2 separate regions of the Homo sapiens genome follow, and region 1 is linked to region 2. Evidence: read pairs that join two places in POLR2A ChIA-PET (ENCODE). Cell type or tissue: MCF 10A. All regions are shown on one strand.

What was found. Peaks named below come from ENCODE experiments on the same cell type or tissue, not always from the same donor. Only the 100,000 strongest peaks of a DNase experiment are listed, where the experiment ranks them.
Region 1: POLR2A ChIA-PET joins it to region 2 with 5 read pairs; 2 of 35 experiments call an interaction of 5 or more read pairs at or near these places.

Annotation. Positions count from the first base shown.
Region 1 is chr15:43,252,990-43,255,489 of GRCh38, reverse strand. It overlaps TGM5 (transglutaminase 5), which reads left to right. Exons shown (of 13, transcript NM_201631.4): 5 at 1,856-1,984. Among named protein-coding and RNA genes, the nearest start is that of TGM5, 13 kb to the left of the region's middle. In MCF 10A, no CTCF peak of the experiment used is centred here; a DNase peak (open chromatin) is centred at 1,449.
Region 2 is chr15:43,795,547-43,798,046 of GRCh38, reverse strand. It overlaps SERF2 (small EDRK-rich factor 2), which reads right to left. Exons shown (of 3, transcript NM_001018108.4): 3 at 1,968-2,500. It overlaps SERINC4 (serine incorporator 4), which reads left to right. Exons shown (of 12, transcript NM_001258031.2): 5 at 34-127; 6 at 691-902; 7 at 1,107-1,202; 8 at 1,305-1,431; 9 at 1,820-1,892; 10 at 2,311-2,359. The region is part of intron 2 of SERF2-C15ORF63 (SERF2-C15orf63 readthrough); the gene reads right to left. Among named protein-coding and RNA genes, the nearest start is that of MIR1282, 3.0 kb to the right of the region's middle. RefSeq lists an enhancer at 2,003-2,500. In MCF 10A, no CTCF peak of the experiment used is centred here; no DNase peak of the experiment used is centred here.

The DNA.
Region 1 (2,500 bases), 540 kb after region 2:
CTCACTAAGCATGGGCAGATTGGGCATCATGGAGAGACCTGGACAGGAGTGGGCTGCCATCTGTAAGAAACAGAAGAGAGGGGTTGCTGCTTTCTCAGACCTGGGTCCCTCTGTTTCTGTCTTTCTTTTGTTGTTGTTGTCTTGCTTTTTGTTTTTGAGACATGGTCTTGCTCTGTCACCCAGGCTGGAAGGCAGTGGTGAGATCATGGCTCATTGCAGCCTTGACCTCCTGGACTCAAGTGATCCTCCCACCTCAGCCTCCTGAGTAGCTGGGACTACAGGCATGCCCCACCACACCTGGCTAATTTTTTTATTTTTTGCAGAGACGAGGTCTCACTATATTGCCCAGGCTGGTCTCAAACTCCTGGGCTCAAATGATCCTCCCGTCTCGGCCTCCCAAAGTGTTGGGATTACAGGTGTGTGCCATCGCGCCTGGCCCATTTCTGTCTTTCTTCTTCATTAAATATATATTGATCGCCTGCTCAGTGCCAGGCAGGGTGCTAAGTGCTAGAGATATGAAAATGAATACAACATTGTCCCTGATCTTACAGTGTAATGCGGACTCAGACACATAAACAGGTCACTTATCATGAATATGTAAAGATTGAGAGACAGGGGCAGAGTGTTCTGAGAGCCAAGGGGAAGAGCTCTTGGTTGGGCATGGGAGTATCATAGAAGCTTCCTGGGAGAGGAGATGTTTGAATTGAGTTAGCCAAGTGAAGGATAGTGGGAAAAACATCCCAGACAGAGGGAAGGTGTGAGCAAAGACACGAGGGTGGGAAACGGTTTGGCCCGCTGCAGACATTTGGTGTTGCTGGAGAAAAAATGGTAGGGATGGGGGCGGAGGGCAATTATTGATACTTGAGGCTGGAGAGGTAGGTTGGGGCCAGATCTGGGAGGAACTTATGTGCCTTCTGAAGGAGGTCAGAGCTTTGATTCTCTAGGCTGTAGGAGGCCTTTGAAAATTTGAAAACAGAAAAGTGAGCTGATCAGACTGTCCTCTGGGGAAGATTGATCAGAGAAGCCTCCTAATTCTGCATGTTGCCCAGTGTTACACAGGAATAAATGTATTCATTTACACTCATTCTACAAAGAGGTACAGAGTTCCTGCAATGTGCTGGGCACCATGCCAGGCCTAAGGTCCAGAGTTGTGAAGAGAGCTGGACTGAAACAGCCCCGAGACTCAGGCAGGAAAAGACAGACTTGACTACATCACGTAACTGAGTCTCACGCGGAGAGGGCACATACCCAGGGCTGTGGCGCTAAAGCAGGCTCAGGCTCGGGGAAGGCCTCAGAGGGAGTGGCATTCACACCAAGTCTGAAGGACCAGGAGGAGCCAGCCTGCCTTGGGTGGGAAATTTTCATAATTCACATGCAATTAGTCAGCCTAGAGCCCCAGTGAATCACAGGTGCCATGGCAGGTTGGCACCCTCACTTCAGCAGTAGCTGCCAATGCTAAGCTGGGTCAGCAGGTGAGTGTGGAAGCAGGGGCAATGTGGTTTTGGCAGGAACACCCCCTGGTGCTCTAGGAGTGTGGGAACTGAGAGGAGAGGAGGAGCCTTTTCAATCAGTCAGACTCACTGGGGAAAAAACCCAAACAACCCAGGAGTAGCAATAGTCATCTCGGAGTGAAGGGGAGGGATTTGGTGTGCAGGGCATATGCACCAGGTGAATTGTGACCCTAGAGTTTTGAAACCCCACACCTGAATGGGAGGGAATTCATGGCTGTTCTGTTTGACACAGTTACCTTCCAAGTGAGTTTATATTCCACTAGGGTTGGGGGGAAGTCATTACTTTTTACATACTCCCACGTGACAAGCATGGGTGCCTTCCCTCTCTGCCTCTCCCCCCGAAGTTTGAAGACAAAATCATAGACATCTGCCTGAAGCTGCTAGACAAGAGCCTGCACTTCCAGACTGACCCAGCCACAGACTGTGCTCTGCGGGGAAGCCCCGTCTACGTCAGCAGAGTGGTGTGTGCCATGGTGAGGTCCCTGGCGTGCCCGGGGAGGGAGGAAGCTGTGCAGCGGGAGCCCTGCCCACTCACAGTTGCCCCCTGCAGTGGGTGAAAGAGGGACCCTCTGGCAAAGCCATCTTGGATGAGACTGACGCCAGAATGTGGGTGACAAGTTTTCTCAGCCGAGCTCTGAAATAGCTGGGTGTGGGTCATCACCTCTATTAATTCCAAATTGCATGTTTTGAGAAAGGGTGAGTGTAGCTCCAGTTTGGGAAATGGTCTTGTTGTTTCTAAATTTCCTCTTTTCTGAAGTGTTTTTTAAAGCTCTCAGAGGTAAGCTCCAGCTTTGCAGGGGATGGGAGGACATGGGTAAGGGGTAGATAGGAACATAATAATAAACTAATTCACAGTGGAGCAGAAGTCAGAAGAGTCAACCCCCATCCTTAGCCCTCCCCAGCAGGTCTGGAAGTCCACAGTAAAATGCTGTCAAAAGTCTCTCCTCTGTTTCTCAGGCCCATGGGTCTTCCAAGGCAGCCCACACATG
Region 2 (2,500 bases):
TTTGACATTTTTCCACTGGTGCCCATCTTGCAGCATGGCATTACATTGGCATCTGTGGAGGCTTTGCATTCATCCTACTGCAGTTGGTGCTTATTACAGCTTTTGCCCATTCCTGGAACAAGAACTGGTAAGGGGCACATAACCCTAAAGGCTTTTCCTGGGGAGGTTTCTAGTATTACTACATGGAAAGGGCTGGGCAAAAGGCACGGCAGAGCACTGGTCCCACAGCTTCCCACTGAGCAGTATCAAAAAAGCTTAGGAATGTGATGACTGCGTGGGCCAAGTAGGATGGCTAGTCACACCAGTCTTCTGAGAGCAGGGGAGTAGTTGGTAATGGGTAAAAGAGTTGGAGCTCCAGCTGGGCACGGTGGCTCATGCCTGTAATCCCAGCACTTTGGGAGGCCGAGGTGGGTGGATCATGAGGTCAGGAGTTTGAGACCAGCCTGGCCAACATGGTGAAACCCCATCTCTAGTAAAAATATAAAAGTTAGCTGGACATGGTGGTAGGTGCCTGTAATCCCAGCTACTCAGGAGGCTGAGGTAGGAGAATCACTTGAACCCAAGAGGCGGAGGTTGCAGTGAGCTGAGACCACACCATTGCACTCCAGCCTGGGCAACAGAGCAAGACTCCCAACTCAAAAAAAAAAAAAATGCTGGAGCTCCAAGCCATTGCCCACTTTCCACCCTTAGGCAGACAGGTGCAGCTCAAGACTGTAGCTGGTTCCTGGCTGTCCTGCTGGCCACCCTAGGATTCTACAGCATGGCAGGTGTGGGAGCTGTGCTCCTATTCCACTATTATACACACCCAGCTGGCTGCCTGCTTAACAAGATGCTCCTCAGTCTGCACCTTTGCTTCTGTGGCCTCATCTCCTTCCTCTCCATCGCTCCTTGCATCCGCCTCAGTGGGTACATGTCCTACAGCATTCCAGGTTTTGGGGGCCTTAAAAGCATAGCAAGTTTCATTACCTCCCTAATCTCAATTATTTGATAAAAGAATCTCTGCTTCCCTATCCCCACCAAAGGATGGGGAGACAGAAGTACAAGTGGGGGTAGAAATGGAGGAAATTACCAGCCTGTAGACTAAAGCAATTATACTTACTCCCCAGAGCAACCCCGCTCTGGCCTCCTACAAGCTTCTGTCATCAGCTGCTATATCATGTATCTGACTTTCTCTGCACTGTCCAGCCGTCCTCCAGAGAGAGGTAAGGGACAGGACCTGGATTCTCCATGCTAAGACCTTTTTTTGCCCCTGCCAAATACCTAGCTCATTGTTAATACCCATCTCTTCTGTTGTCCCTTCCCAGTAATCCTTCAAGGACAGAATCACACCCTGTGCCTGCCTGGCCTGAGTAAAATGGAACCCCAAACACCAGATATCTCTCTAGCAATGCTGAGTGCTAGCATCATGTATGCTTGTGTGCTTTTTGCTTGGTGCGTAAAGGTGTCAAGGGTGGAGGTATGAAAGGAGGGTGCCCAAGACAGGGAAGGATGGTCAGGACAATGTCTGGGACCATTATTTAAAGTTTAGAGCAAGACTAGAGTGAGAAAAGCTCCCCACAAACAGGGACAAATTCTAAGAATAGTACTTTGTCAGATGATCTGTATGAGATGAAGGGGGTGGGGGGAATGACTTGAGAATTTAAAATATGTCCAAAGACCTTAGGGCTCTCACATGAATAGAATTCTAAATCTTTGGTGGAAAAGGGCACAGGGAGTATGGTACCCTTTTGAGGATTACCAGTATGGACCAATTGGTAGTAAATGCCCCCAGATAATCCCTATTTAACTAAACCAGCTTAAGAACTCTATTCTTTCTCAGCAATGAGGCCTCCTACCTGGCTGAGGTATTTGGACCCCTGTGGATTGTCAAGGTTTACAGCTATGAGTTTCAGGTGAGGATAAAGAGCTCCATATCCCCAACACCCTCCCTCCCCCACACAAAGACACACACACATCCTACCAACCTCTACCCAGAATGCTCAGATTATAGCTGCTGTTACCTTTTATTGAGTACCCACAATGTGCTAGGCAACTGTGCTAGATACTTTTACATAATCTCATTTAATTTAACCCTCACAACAACCCTGTGAGGTAGGTATTTGCTCCATTTTACAAATGGAGAAATCGAGGCACAAAAGATTAAACATCTTACCAAAGTCTGCACAGCCACTTATATGCTGGAGCTAGAATTTGAACCCAGGTGTGCCTCCACTTTTTAATACTAGACCAATCTTTTCACGGGGGAAGTTTCCTAGATTAACACCCTCACATCTTTTAAGACCATTCCAAAACCTGCGTTCTGTTTTGCAGAAGCCCTCACTGTGTTTCTGCTGCCCTGAAACAGTGGAGGCAGACAAAGGTGAGTGCCAAGTGAGGAACCATAAGAAGTGGTAGATCTCTGTGGAGTGCCATAAGAACCCTCAAGAGCCTTAACAAAGGTAGTTGGGGGAGAGGGGAAGAGGTGTTTCAGCAGCTCTGCTCCCAGCAGCCATTTCCTCTC